2 separate regions of the Homo sapiens genome follow, and region 1 is linked to region 2. Evidence: chromatin loops called from intact Hi-C (ENCODE). Cell type or tissue: Calu3. All regions are shown on one strand. Region 1 overlaps EXOC4 (exocyst complex component 4). Region 2 overlaps EXOC4 (exocyst complex component 4).

Region 1 (8,000 bases), 180 kb before region 2:
TACAATGGCAATTAAATTTCAACATGAGTTATGGTGCAGATGTTCAAGCCATAGCATTGCCATACTGCCCACCATAGTGTACCATTTTACACTTTTACCAAGTAATGTTCTTCATTCTTTACATTCTTATCAATACATTGTGTTAACAAATTCTTGACTCATTCCCATTCTGATATGTAAAAATGTTTTAGTTTGAATTTATATTTCTCTTGTGAGATTGCACGTTTTCATATATTGAAGAACTTTTTATATTTCCTTTTCTGCAACCTGTCTCCTCATATTATTTTGAGTAATTTTCAGTTGCCTCTTCTTTCCCCCTTACTGATTTCTAGGATTTTTTTTTTTAATCTGGGAATACAGCAATTTGAGATATGAGCTTCCAATTTTTTTCCCATTTATACTTTGGCTTTCCTTAGCATAATTTTTGCCATGCAGAAATATTTAATCTTTATTTTATTTAGTATAACAAACTTTTCTTCGATGGATTCTACATTTGTGACACAGTTATAAAAGACTTCCACCAGCTGAGGTTATAAATGAGGAATTTTATCATAATTTTAAAATAACTTTTATAGTTTGTTTTACATTTAAATTTTCAATTTGTTTGGCAATTATCTAGGCATAGGTTATGAGGAAATCATTCGACTTCTGCCTTGCGTTTGTTTTATTTATGACTTCACTATTTCAACCAGTTTTCATTGAGTATCATTTATGTACCAGGAAATTAGGTGGGTGTCCCTCATAGAGCATATTAAAACTTAGTTGGATGACTAGGATTTCCAAAACAAATAATGAATGAAAAAGCATAAGAAGTGTTATGGTAGAGATGTTTGGGAATGCATAGACAGGAATGATTCATCCTTTCTTTGTATGGGAAAGAACAGGACTCAGAATAAGGAAATATTTATACCACACTCATTTTTGAAATCAGGAATATCTTAAAACAGTTTAGTTTTATGAAACTGAAGGATTTATTTAGAAGAACAGATACAGTCTGAATTAGAATGTTGATGTACCGTGTGAATAGATCAACTGATATGATTCACGTTTGTTAAGACTGGCAGCTTTCTACTGATATTTTTTAGCAAAGTAAAAATAAGTAAGCAAATAAATAGGGCTAAGAAAACTAATTTGAGAGAGTCAGTTTTCAAGATGTTGGAGAGGGTAGTAATATGAGAACACAAACTTCCCAACTGTGTGATTTTGGAACTCCCTTTGAGAAAAAAAAGAATAATTAATAAAGATTTTTTTTTAAAAGGCCAGATTAATAATTAAGCAAGAAAAGCCTCAGATAACTTGAAAGGTGAGAGAATAAATTGCCAGGTGATAACAATAAAGAAATTTAATCATGTCCACGAATGTATAATACTTTGTACAGCCAATAAAAGCAAGTAAGAATTTTCAGTCCTGTAGAGGACTTTAATGCAAGGGACAACAAATACGTTAGATATGCCCAAAGGACATGACTAGTAAGAGAAGCGCTTCAGTTTTGAAAGTAAGATAAAATGTGTAAGTTGACATAATCTTTAGGAAAGTGAATACAGTTCCCATGTTAGGTACAAGCAGGCAGTTATTTTCAACTAGAAAGATATGAAAGTCTTTTAAAAACCAAGTGTAGATATGTAACTTTATTATTAAACATGCATTCATTCAGTGTTACTGAGAGAGTAAAGAATTAGGAAGATAATATTGAGGAAAGATGTGTGGATTATATTTCAAATGTATATACGTAGGTATGTGTGTGTAAGACACACACACATAATGGTGGAGTGTTGGGTTTTGTTTCCAGAGAACCAAAAGAAGTATAAAATATTTAACTATCCTTCAAATTTTGACAGTCTTTTGCCTTTCATTCATGAAGATGAATATTATTCTTTTCCTTCGTAATCAAATGCCCAGGTTTCCAGGCTGCTTCCAGTGAATGTGTGGCTTCTGCTAGAGATTCTGTATTTTACAGATTCTATATTTTACATCTCTGTCACCGTTGGAATATGTTTATGAGATCTGGGCTTATCACCAGTGTACATACTTGTCTTTCTGTTCGCCACTAATTTTTATAAGATAATGGCGGAACGCAATAAAATATCACATAGTTGCCTAGCCCCTTCTGTACCAAGATGTCAGTGCTGCCGAAATTGAATTGTGAGTTGGCAGGAGAGGCTGCTGTGGATTAGCAGGAAATATTTGACAGTTCAAATTTGGTATACAGAAGTTAGCAGTGTCAATATATAATGTATAATAGTTGGCACAGTGTCAATATATAATGTATAATAGATGACCTCATGCATTTAGAGCCTCTGTACACTTTTAATATTGTCAGGAAGAGGGGCTGCCGGGGCTTTTTAGACTGAAGATTGGGACTTGGAGGTCTTACAGTCTCACCAGTTAGTGATCATCCAGTTTAGTCACATTATTTTATAGTAGGAGAGTGAAACCTAAAGAAGTAATTTTTCTGTGTGTACAAAGCAAATTTGGTGGCAGAGATTAACAGGCAGGTTTTCTGTCTTGTTTCATTGCTTTTCTTTCAGCACATGTCGTGCTCTTTCACCATCGTGGTTTTCAGCTCTCAGTGTACCATGTGTGATTCTTGGGAAAAGTGCAGATAACCTGATCTCCAACCTCAGAGATTTTGATTTAGCTGGTCTGGGATATGAGCCCAAGAATCTCAGATGCAGATGGCTCTTGTGGCAGGCACACTTTGAGAAGGCTAGACCATGTCATGCGTGAAACTGAAATACATAGAAGTTAAATATCCAAGGTCACACATGTAGGAAATGGGGAAACCAGGACTCTTATCCACTCCTCAATATTTTTTTTTGATGTATGGTTTTTCGCATTCTAGAAATTGAAGTGACTCACTCTACCTAGAGGTTTGGAACAAGATTTAAGAAGCATCTAAAATCAACATGATGCCAGTTCTTAGGCTGATGTGTGTTTATTAATAAGAAGTAAAATTGTCCAGCATGAGCCAGCTTTAATTAGGCATTTTAAAGAAGTAAGACTGTGCTACTTAATATTTGAAAATTGATTTAATTTAGAACTGATTATCAATGGTGATTTAAGTATTGGTATCCCATCTTTACTCCTGTTGAGCAACCTGGGTGGCCTTATCTTCCGTGACAGTGGAATTTACAATTATTTCAAACTCTGCCTTTAAGTAACTTAGAATCTTCTAGAAGATACAACTTATAAACAGATTTAAAGAACGATATTTTTTAAAGTGATTATTAAATGATTACTTATGTAGCTCTAGATCATGTAATGGTTTAGAGGAGGAGAGAAAAGTTTCAGAACTGTGTTGCAATAAGCCCCTTTGATGGGGCTTAACTTGAAAGGGAGCCCTTGTCTGATCAAATGACATCAGACAGAAGGGAGCCAGTGAGTGTGGAAATTACTAATAAAAATGAAGAAACGTGTCTTCACCCTTTTGTGCCAATTTCTCAAAATACCACAGATTGAGTAATTTATAAAAAAGAGAAATTTAGGCCAGGCCCAGTGGCTTATGCCTGTAATCCCAGCATTTTGAGAGTCTGAGGCAGGCGGATCACCTGAGGTCAGGAGTTTGAGACCATCCTGGCCAACATGGTGAATCTCTACTAAATATACAAAAACTTAGCCAGGCATGGTGTCATGCGCCTGTAGTCCTAGGTACTTGGGAGGCTGAGGCCAGGCATGAGAACCACTTGAACCCAGGAGTCAGCGGTTGCAGTGAGCCAAGATGGCACCACTGCATGCCAGCCTGGATGACAGAGTGAGACTTTGCCTCAAAGCAAAAAAAAAAAAAAAAAGATTAATTTTCTCACTGTTCCAGAGGCTGGAAAGTCTGAGACCAAGGTGCTGACAGGTTTGGCTGTTTGGCTGTCTGGTAAGAGCTGCATTCTCCAGTGAGGAGGACACTCAGGGGTCCTGACGTGGTGAAAGGCAGAAGAGTAAAAGAGCTGAAAGCTGCAATAATTTTGTTTTTCTAAGTAACATAATCTCATTCATAAGTGAGGACCCTCATGGCCTAATCACTTCCGAAAGGCACTAGGTCTTAATATCGTCACATTGGCAACACCGGAATTTTAAAAGGGATACTTTGAAACCATAGCAGAAGGTTAATGAAAAATTAGTATTTGCTGGGAAGGTAGGCACAGGGATTTTCTTTGTTAGTGAGTTACTGGGTGAAAATATACAGTGGTGTATACAAAATATACAATGACTGTAATGAAAGTGTGGTAGTGTTTGTGAATAAAGAATTTAAGTGTCAATAGGTATCAAAGAAAGGAGGCAATTATTTGGATGGTCATACTTGTGCTTAGAGGTTCTTTACTGCACCACCCCAGTCTGTTTACTTTTGTTTCTACATTGTTACAGCTTATTGGAATAACTCAGATTCTTGTCTGAAATGCTTTGTCAATTCCTCCAAATTTGCACCAAGGCAAACAGTAAATCTGAATCATAGTAGTGAATAATTGAACAGGCTAAAACATGAACTGGAAAAGATGACTGGAACTGAAAAATCAATAAGCTTAGGGAAAAAAACTTGTAAAAGCTTATTCAATATAAAAAAAATAAATCAAGAATAATAAATATCCAAGTTGCTTCTATAATCGTTTTACTTTGAACAATATAATTTTTTTTTAAAAAAATTGATAGTCTTCCTGTGTGTACAGGAAAGATTTCTAGCATTTGAAAGGTTACAGCAGAATAAAGGAAGTACAAGCAAAAAAATACATAAAAATAATTCCTTCCAGCATAACAAAAATCGCTTTCATGAAATGATAAACTTTAGTGTAGATACATTATTGAATTGAAGAGCCGTTGGCATTCCAGGGAAGCTTTTGGGGTCCTTAAATGTCATTCCACTGAAACAGCATGATTGTGATTGCTGATTAATAGTCCAAGAATAGTGATATCTGAATATGGTCTATAGTGATTTAAAAAGGCTTATGACCAGCTTCTCATTTGAAACTTCTAGACAGTTTTCAATTTAATAATCTTAGTTTCCCACTATGAAAATGAGGATTGCTTGGGGAAAAGAGTCTGTTATTTTTGAATTTTTGAGTTAGACGTCTTCCATTCACCAGAAAGCACTATCCAGATTCTAAGATTATGTTTCAGGATATAACCATATGGCAAAGCACTTACTATATATAGGTAATTTGAAACTATACCAGTTCTAAAACAAACAAATAAAAGGATGTGGTCATGTATAGCAGTGGTAATACATGAATAGTTAGATCTTGTGTATAGTTAATATGTTTCTGTGGAGTTGTCTGATTAATACAAACAAAAAAATACTAATCTGTGATATATAGGATACTTACCACTTTATGTATATTGTTAGAGATGGAAGCAACCGCATTTTTACAGAATGGCAAAACTTAGTTCTGGAGAGGTGAATTGACTAGCTATTGACAGAGATAAATAGGCACCAGATCTTTTGGGCACCAGTGCAGATAAACCATGATGCTACTTAGAAGAATAGAGGAAGAACCAGTTTCAGCGCCAGATAGTATGCTTAGGATAGCCCTTCACTCACCTCATTGCCTTCTCTGATAAGTCATCATCTCTGGTCCTCTACTTAGGCCCATTTAGTTGAGGTATCACCAGAGGCAGCTTCTGTAATGGGGAGTCAGGTACCTGGAAAGCTGTGGTAATACGCCCCAAAGTATACAGTCCTGTGGAACTTGGTGCATTTACAGTCACGTCTTCTTTCTTTCCTCCTTTCCTTCCTTCCCCTCTCTCCCCTCCCCTCCTCTCTTTTCTTCTTTTGAGGCAAGGTTTCTCTCTGTTGTCCAGGCTCTGTTGTGCAGTGGCATGGTCATAGCTCACTCACTACAACCTTCCACCCCCGGCCTCTAGTGATCCTCCCACCTTGGCCTCACAAAGTGCTGGGATTAGAGGCATGAGCCATTGCACCTTGCCAAGCCAGGTCTTTAACTGCCAGCCTACGGTTTGATTCATTGCTGTCAGCATTGTAGGTTCCTGTGTTAAGTACAAATTAACAATGTTGGGGACTTCATGTATTTCTACTGTGTAGAGAGATTCTTCAGCTTTGTGAAATCTTAAAATACCTTTGGTTACATGTTATTTTTTCCAGTTATTATTTAGTATATCTAAAACATTTTGTATTCTCACAGTGCTTCTTAATATCATGAGTTATTAAGTAAGACTGCTAATAAGTTGCTGTGCTTATTAATAGTTTGTAATTATTAATTATTTATGACTGATATCTGATGTAAGTAGAAAGTGTGTAATATATATAAGAAGTAGCTCTGGCTCTTGAAAAGAGAGTGTGTGTGTATGTTTGTGCACACGTATGTGTGTACATGCATGTATATGTATACATGCATAATCATATACTCATGTATAATTATATATGATTTATATAAATATGAACTCTATATACATACATGTTTACACATACACCAAAATGCACACACTTACTTGCTTTCTTAGATATTTAGGGAATGAATTAGATTGAATCTAGATTATAAGCTTCTTCACTAAGGGGTTTGCTTCTTGAGGGTAGACATTTTCTCTTGTTCTTTTTACTTAATAGACACTGAATAAAACATTTGTTACTTGCCCTGATTTTGGGACTGGGTAAATTGTTATATTTCTCTAAAGGATAATTCAGGTCAGCGTACTTTGTGTGTGTATAAGCCAGTCACTTTGTCTAGAGGATTGCTGAGCTGCAACCACTGATAGCTGCCTTGACCCTGAAGTATCTGTTCTTTACACGAATGAAGAATGAAGCTCGTGGTCAGCATGACCATTGCTTCTCAGAAATGTAAATTTTCTCACTCTTGTGAATATCATACTTACACCTCATGCTGGCTACTCTCCTCTTCTTCTCTTCATGATCTTTCTCATTATAACTTTGTCCGTTGCACCCAGATACATCCGAAAAGTTGTCACCTGCAGAGATGCTATTTGGTGAAGATTTGAAACCTCTTAACGGTTAAGAGTGTCCTTTATCTTCAGCGTTGATGACAAACCTGTTACAAACAAATTTTTGGATGGGATATTGTAATACAAATGAAACTGTTTGTGAAACAGATGACCTGATTGTTTCATATGCGTTTATATTATCTGTATTGGTGATGTGCTCCACAGGATCAGATAATTATGATAATACACACGTGTTGAAAAGAGATGCATTCAATTCACAGCTATGGAAGTTTTAAATTGATTTTTTTTTCCCCAAAAGAAGTCAGAATGTATTCATTTTTTCTCGTCATTTCCTTCTTAGCTTAGAGTTACCCCTTGTGGCTTCCTAATTTCATTGCTACCACATTGTCCGAGTCTTCATCACCTGAAACCTGAGTTACTGTACACTTAATGCTTGTCTCTCCTGTTTCTGGTTCATTCTATATACTGTATACTTCAGCACACATTTATTTACCATGGTGGTGATAGTGGTGATAAGATTTTAGTTCTAGACTAGAAGGCATAATCCATCAAAAAGTGCACAAGAGAGGTATTGGTTTGTAATTTTTAGAACACTAACTTTAAAATAGTCCCCCACCCAGTTAAAAAATAATTGTGGACCTATAACGTATACAATACTGCTTTAGATGGTGAAAACATTTAATATATTTATTGAATTGAAATAGTTTGTTGATTTAAAAATTCTGCTATGATGGTAGGATAGGGTAATGGGACAATTCTAGAGAGGAGCACATCTGGTATGTGGCATGTTCATTGTCCGAAGAGAACCAGTTCTGGTAATGAGTAGAGCATTTCTTGAAATTAACATTGTAATAAGCACAGCAAAGCAAAGAGGGTTTAAATCATAGTGGTGCCTCTCTCCTCCCTGGCTTCCCTGATGCCCAGTGGTATACAATTCAGAAATATCTGATGAGTGGTTATAACATTTCTCTGATTTTCCCCTTTCTTTTCTTCATCTCCAGGTTCATCTTAAATGAACCTCTCCTTGGTCCCATAAGGCCAGTCTGTTTTTGCATTCCTCAGTTCTGATTTCTTTTGGCAGGAGGACTACATGTGGTTGA
Region 2 (8,000 bases):
ACAGACAGCAAAGACGTTTAACAAAGATTCTTGCTGTGTAGGTGCTGCTGGTGGTTCTTAAGAGGCTCTTAAACCAAAGTCTGTACTGTACATGTGTGCTTCTGAAAAAGAAGAACAGAATATTGGGTCTCATAATTATATTTTACTTCCCAGCGGCATCTGTTCTTATCATAGTAGCACCAGGCTCTACTAGCTCAGTCAATACTTGTATATTAACAAGAGACAATCGATAGAAAAATTAAAAGGAAAAGTCAAGGTAATTAGGCTAAAGCTGCTGCTTATGGGTTTTCAATAATTACTTTAGCTTCCTCTTGTTTTCCCATCTCCAGAAAAATAGGGCCTGATTGAAGGCCCTGATTGAAGGGCCTGGGTCGTGTTTGACTGAGGACATGTCAAAATTATACAAAGCCAAGCAGGAAATAAAATTAAGCTGTATTTGTTTTAGAGCAGTAAAAGGGGCTTTGCATGATGGCATGGGAAGAATAGATGTTGATTTAAATGTACCCCTTAGCAGCTGTGCCATTGTTGGTACCTGTTTCATGTCATCAGTTTCTGTACTACTGGCAGTAGCCCACTCAAAAGCACTATGACATGTCATGTATTAAATTAAAGCTCCAGAGGAAGATAGCGAATGGATTTCTCCCCAAAACATCAGGATATGTTTGGAAACTAGATGCCATCCTTTATGAAACCATGAAATTAGTCAAAACCCCCCCATGGTTGCCATTGTGGGCCATACTTGGGCCATTGTTCTTTATGGACATAATTGCTAGAGATCACTGTCCATTTAGTGAGGCTTAATCAACAAGCCACACACATTGTGTGAAGGAGTCTAATCTTTGGTTTTGAGCTACTTGGGTGTTTTCGTGCCCTGATGCTGTGAAATCTTCTAAATACATCAGAGCCACCCTGCTTCTCACTGCTGCTTAGTAGGTTGGTGTGTCTGCCTCCTAGGGGAAGGAGAAAACCAGAGGATTTCCTAGTTTTGGAGAGAGAACTCTGAGGAGGAAGGATAGGCTACTGAGAGAGAGATTTCATTTTTTATGTTCATTTACAGTCTTCATTTGCACTATTTCTGTCAGCTCAAAGTACTTTATAAACTTTACAACCAAATTATGTACCAACATCATTTCATTCATTGCTGATATATAGCTGTTAAACATCTGCCAGGTACACATTTCCTGGAGGCAAAAAAAAAAAATGTGGAAGAGAATTAGATCTTGTTAAATGTTCAGAGAAAATGTAGATATGGGGCATATTATATGAAGATATTTATTGAGCACCTATGTACAAGGCATTATAGAAGACATCTTAGGTACAGGAAATATAGCAAACTCTTAACTCTGCCCCTCATCACCGCTGCCCCCTTGAACCTCCCCTCCTTCCCTCCTAAGTTTGTTAATCAAAAGTGAGTAATAGAGCCAGGATTTGAATCCAGGAGAGTCTGATTTAAAAGCACAAACCTTTCATTACGATTTTTACTTGATGTTTAAAAGAAAGCCTCTCTAGGGGAAGAAGAAATGTACGAAGCTGGTATTAACTCAGTGAACCCAAAATCTAACTGATGATAGAGTTGTTGGTTTGGGAGAGTGAGATAGAAGAGTATTGAATTAAATGTACATGCCCAAAGGCATTGAAAAGTTAAGATGAGGAAGCACAGATAGTACTAGAGCTTTGATGAGAACTGTTGTTAATTATTTTTAATGCCACAAATGGCTTTATATTATTCCACCACTGGTTAAGCTTGCATGTGTGAATCCCTGCTGTCTGTAAAACCTCCAGCAAGTAAAACCTTTGCTGATTGGTGACTTGGCTCTGTCATTTTTATAAGACTGTACCGAGGCTCGCAGAAAATGCTTGATTCTATACACCCTTTAGCTAAGGCCAATGAATTGCACATGCAGCCAAACCTGGACAAAGCTGATCGCTACATTTTTGCTGCTTTTTGCTCATGATCCCAAGCGTATAGAAGGTTCTAGCTGATGATTTCATGGTGAAACTAGTACATAATAAGCATTTGTGTTTTTTACTTAAAAAAAAGTTATTCCAAATGCATAATCACTTCTGGATCAGCAATGTCTAGAAATTTGCCAAGGAGATAATTTTTGAAAGTTCACTTTTTCTCCCCTTTCTTGATCCTTTTTATTTAATCATTCCCAGGAAAGGTTCTTTCTACTGCTCTGCCTTTTTTCTTTTATTTTTGTTGCTTCCATTGTCACTCCATATTTTTTGTCTTTACCGTTTTGATTTTCACCCTATAGAAAGTTTGTGTGCCAAATACCAAATAAGAATGATGGGATATTATGCAAGCACTAAGGCAGTAGAGTGTAGTTATGTAATAAGAGCTTACACTCGAGTACAGCTGCCTGGTTTGAATCTCAACTGTTCTTTTAATTAATTATATAATCTTTAGTAAGTTCTTTAAACTTACTGTCTAATTTTATCTATAAAATGAGAATTATAGAAGTATCTATCTTCTAGCATTGTTATCAATATTAAATGACTAACATATAGGAAGTATTTTGTACACAGTGTTCTATAAATAAATGTTAACCTATTTAATAACAAAAACTTATTAAATTATGTCTGTAAGGTATGTGTAATGATACAGAAAATGTTCATGAGAGAACTTTAAGAAACAGGATATAAAGTGACGTGATCACAGCTATTAAAACAAGCATTTAAACATTTTTGAAAAGACTGGAATAAAATAGGACAAAATATTAATTATGGTTTATTTTAGAACTATTGCCTCCTGTTACTCTTTTTTTTTTTTTTTTTTTCCTGTTTGGGTTACTTATCACAATCCACAGTTATAGTATTGGTCTATTTAGTTGGTTTTGATGGTCTCTCCTTCTAGCATGTATGTTTTAAATGAGAAAGGACTCAAGTCAATCTTTTTCTACCATTATATATTGTGTCTAATGCCAAGTGTCTGGCACAAGACTTCTCTTCAATAAGTACGTGTTAAGTGAATATGTTTACCTCTTACTTTTCTGTGTTTTTCAGTCATATTAACAGAAAATCCCTGTTACAACATTTTTTAAAAAGGCTATTTTTAAAACATTAGCTCAGCTTTGTTAAAGGCTTAAAATAGGTAACCTTAAAAGTATTACCCTATAGTTCATGGTAAAGTATCAAAGAAGAAGAAAAAATTTCTCATATTACATGTTCACTTGTTTTGTTTTGTTTTTAGAAGTGGCCATTCCAACTCACAGCCTTTATTTATTTTAACTTTTTGATGTTTTTCTTGTTAGCTTTTAATCAGTCTGAGAAAATCCTAGGTATATTTAATTTTCCCCTATTCTGTTTTACACAAACTAAAGCTCTTCCTTTTTGATTAGGATAGTTAGTTTCAAGTGACATAAAGAACTTTCGTTACTTTGCTAGTTAAATGTTACCTTAAAGCCTTATTGTAGGTGAGGAAATATCCCTTTTTTTAATTCCAAAAATTGTAGCATGATTAATGAACTCACAGATTCCTTTAGTGGTTTACTCTGTGTTAATTATCCCAGTGCCAGAGTTTCTACCTAGTATGCTTTGACTCACTGGGCCACAGTGCATTTCTGCCTAAGGCTGGGTTACATGTAACTTACCTGCAGATATGCCAGTGAGAGGAATACGTGTTTCTTTGCCAGAGACTTTGCTTTCCAGTAAAACTTGGCCTTGGCATTCGTTGTTGAGGTTCATAAGGTTTTCTGTTAGCTCTGTAATTCAGTGCTCATTTTTAAAGATGAAACTTCAGTGAAATAGGATTGTAACGATACACACAGGTTCATACAGAGAAAATTCAAACAGAATGCAGAAACCTTCTCATCTGTTACTAAAAAATTTCAAAGCCAGAGATGCAGCCCATCTTTCTCGTGATTCCTCATTCAACTGCCAGACTGACAGCAGGAAATTCTACCATGATCCTTATGAGTCAGGGCAGCGTTTTCTCTTTTCTAAAGAGGGTCTCACTGAAGGACTTTAGAGAAAGCAAAAACAGGAGATGAGAGAAAGAGAGAAGGAAATAACTTGAGGAAAGTCAGAGGTTCAGACTGGTGTTTATTGACTGGGTAATACTAGTAGTACAACTACACCTGGGGAATGTTAGGAATTAGGTCCAGACAAAAGGTATGTTGTTTGAAGCAGCACTTAGAAAAACATCCACTTCTCTGAATCTTTGGTTGAAGTGACGTAATTAGATGTGCATAATGAATCTTCCAGTAGCATTTTGTTACTCTGAAGGTCTGAGACTTTTCTGAGCCCTTAACTCCAAGTTGGTAGTATCTTCAGTTTTCTGAAATACCATGCTATTATTGCTCTATATTAAGATCTGTTGTTTAATATAATATTGGAAAGTATTGCAGCGAACACACCTAAAAGTAATTACTATTGAAAGTAATGTAGTCCAGAATAAAGACAACTGTACGCTGAGTAGAAGGAATAAATGGTACAGGTTGAATTTTTCTTATGGCAGTGGTAGTACTGTTGGGGATGGTGGTCACTATCACTGTTATTTTATTTTTCTTACAGGGAATAAACTTGGCATGTTTAACTTGTGGTTAGAACGCCAAGAAGACTAATATTATAGTATATAGTAACATTTATTTAAAATCACACTAGAAATAGTCATAGAAATTGATATGCTGTATCAAATGAAATAATTTGTGAATTGATTTTGAAATGCGTGTACATTGAAGTGTATGTTGGTAAAATGATGATGGTGATGTACCTTTCTGACCTTGGTGTATTCATTTACCCTTGTCAAAAAATAAAGGTGATTTGAGCTGTTTTGCTCCTCAGAGGATCCAACTGACCATATAACCTGACTTCCTAGCCACTCTGTTGCTCCCCGCTCCTTCATCCCCACGCCAACATAACTGCTCCTATTCTGAGACAGTGTTTTAAATCTGTATTATTCAGCAAGAAAAACACAACAGTCAGGGAGAATATCAATTATTTTCTTGCCTATCCGTACCATCACATAATTGCAACATCTACATCCTGATCGAAGATTTGGTCTTTCAGATTCAGAATGTCTCATTAGCTTTTTGCTCCCTGTCTCATACTGAAAAAGGAGAATCTAAACAGTCACAAAGACTAGCAGACCAGTAGATTTTCTCTTCCCGGGGGCATATACCTAAATCTTTGTGCTAGACCAGCCCTATTTGCAGATCTAAGAGCTGCTGGTGTATTATGACCAGAGACACTGCAAAGCCTGTATTGCCCCCAGATTTTTGTTTTCACTGATCAATTATTGACCTGTCATCTTTCTACCTGGCCTAAGATTTCTACCATGATAGTTAATACTTTGGCTTAGACAATGAACCTGAGGATTTTTTTTCAAGAATGATACAGTTTTGAAGAAAGACCTTAGATCTTAGAACTCTACAGTGACCCTTCTTCACTAACACACTGTATCAGTAATCTAGGAGAGTATGAGCTAGGCAGGTTTCAACATGGGGAAAGTGAAGCCTATCAATCAATGAGCCCCAGGGATGAGAGGAACCACATGAAGGCCCAGATTGCCTAGGCATTGCAGAGTTGCACTGGGGTCCCCAAAATTACTCCCAGGTTTGGAGATTCACTAGAAGGACTTATGGAACCTTAGCATGTAATTTTATTTATGGCTATGATTTATTACAGTGAGGTAGTAAGGTTACTCAACTGGATAACAAGGGGAAAAAGCACAGGTGTTGAGGTCTAGAGAAATCCATGTACAGGCTTCCTGTGCTCTCTCCCTTCCCTGAGAGGGTCATATAGAGCACAGTCTTCCCCAACAGACAAAAATGCAGCATTTGCGAGAGATTCAGTGCCTAAGATAAGGGACTTGTCACCTGGTCACGTCAGCAACTCTCTCACTAGCATAAACCAAAATTTCAGACTTCCAGAAGGAAATCAGGTATTTGGCATAAACCATGTTATTTGCACAGTCTAGCATAGGAAACTACCCTTATCAGTCAGGGAAAGGTAAGCTCACTTCCAAAACCCTAGTTCCCAAATGCTACTCCAAGGCCAACCTTGCAGACAGGCCCTTCTTAAGATAGCAGCCTCAGACTGCACAAAGATAAGTACTTGGCTTCAAGGATTTCAGTGGATAGGCAACATGTAAAAATAGGCTCAGGAGCCTGGACAGTTGCTGCCTGTTTTCATACATGAGAGATAAATACTTTTGTGCTTGCATTCGTACATATAACTCACTATTAGTAATCTAAGGGAACTTCATTACTTGGAAATTAAATTCAGGAGATTTAGGTGCCCTGCTCTTTTGTTTGAGAATCACTGCCCTCTGTGATAGGCTTTTCACTGGAGCCTGAAGGGATGATGGAAAGGAGAGATATTCCCCCAGATGGCCTACTTTACAATTTTATCCATATCTCTGGGTCCTGATGGATGGTGGCCCATATTTAAAAGCTTTCCGCATAATCAGAATGAAGAACTCTAAAAATGTGACTTAATTGTTTTGAGTCTTTTTTTTTGAGCCAGAGTCTCACTCTGTCTCTCATTGTGGAGTGCAGCAGCATGATCTCGGCTCATTGCAACCTCTACCTCCCAGGTTCAAGTGATTCTCATATCTCAGCCTCCGGAGTAGCTGAGACTACAGGGGCGCACCACCACACTCAGATAATTTTTTGTATTTTTAATAGAGATGGGGTTTCGCCATGTTGGCCAGGCTGGTCTTCAACTCCTGACCTCAGGTGATCCACCCACTTTGGCCTCCTAAAGTGCTGGGATTACAGGCATGAGCCACCAGGCCTGGCCTGTTTTGAGCTTGTTCAATCTATGTCATAAGTAAACCTAATCTTGTTAAACTTCAAAGGAATAATATTGTGTCTAAAATTTCAATTCAAGCACTGAGCATGATATGAACTAGTATCTTAACATCAAACCAATGGTCAATTATTTTTCTAAGCTAAATTGCTTCTCCTTTTACAGTACCTTGAGGTTCAGTAGAAGACGAACCCTAACACTTGTTTAAGATATTCTGCTCTCCCTTATTGGGCTTCCTAAAGGTGGTTGGCAGTTTTTTTTTTTTTTTTTTTTTTTTTTTTTTAACCAGTGGATTTTGGTGCCATGAACTCTAAGCAGATAAGCCACTGAGACCAAAATGGGATTGCTTTAAATTTAGCAGAAGTGAAGGAATGGTACAAGGCCTAATGTGTTTTTCTTGGGTCATAAGCAGAGAAGGGAGGTTGTATATTAGAATTATCTGAGGACTCAGATTACATGGGCTTCTGTTTCTCCACTACATCCACTTCCCATTGTCTCCTTTCCCTGAAGACTCTGGATTCTGTGTGTCCTTAACAGTGAGCCATTGTCATGATCATGGATGGAAATGTGCTTGATATTTCAAGCATATTTAGATCTCGATGTGTTTAAGGATCATTGACCTGAAACACTTTTCAGGGTATCCATTGAACTCCATTTCCTTAATAGGTCTTACACTCTTTTGGTTTTATATGGTGTTCCCTAATCGGAGATTCAGAGCACCATTGGTAGCTCACTTTCTTCTGTAATGAATATATATGTAAAGCAGAATGCCTGTGGTGCTTCATGCTGTGAGGAATCCAGCTTTAAAACTATGGTGTAGGTAGTGTGCTGCTAGAGAACGTGAGTAACTGTTGTGTGAGGGGATTATGGACTTGTTTTTAACCTTTTTTTTTTTTGAAATAGGGCCTCATTCTGTCTCCCAGGCTGGAGCACAGTGGCACAGTCATGGCTCACTGCAACCCAAATCTCCTGGTTCAAGTGACCCTCCCACCTCAGCCTCCCAAGTAGCTGGGACCATAGGCTCACACCACCATGCCCAAATAATACAGTTTATTTTCTGTAGATAGGGGATCTCCCTATGTTGCCCAAGCTGGTCTCAAACTCTTGGGCTCAAGCTGTCTTCTTACCTTGTCCTCCCAAAGTGTTGGGGCTTACAGGTATGAGCCACTGTGCCCAGCCTTGAACTTTTTTGATGGGAAAACTTACAAAGACCCATTTTTGGAGAAGATAAAGTTTCCTGAAAT

The links. Hi-C counts contacts between places; a loop is a spot of excess contacts. Peaks named below come from ENCODE experiments on the same cell type or tissue, not always from the same donor. Only the 100,000 strongest peaks of a DNase experiment are listed, where the experiment ranks them.
Region 1: it touches region 2 in a loop (4-fold over the local background); 3 of 110 quality-filtered maps call a loop at or near these places.

The regions. Positions count from the first base shown.
Region 1 is chr7:133,567,909-133,575,908 of GRCh38, forward strand. All of the region lies in intron 9 of EXOC4 (exocyst complex component 4), which reads left to right. Among named protein-coding and RNA genes, the nearest start is that of MIR6133, 280 kb to the left of the region's middle. In Calu3, no CTCF peak of the experiment used is centred here; no DNase peak of the experiment used is centred here.
Region 2 is chr7:133,742,947-133,750,946 of GRCh38, forward strand. The region is part of intron 10 of EXOC4 (exocyst complex component 4); the gene reads left to right. Among named protein-coding and RNA genes, the nearest start is that of LRGUK, 380 kb to the right of the region's middle. RefSeq lists an enhancer at 7,526-8,000. In Calu3, a CTCF peak has its summit at 178; a DNase peak (open chromatin) is centred at 3,575.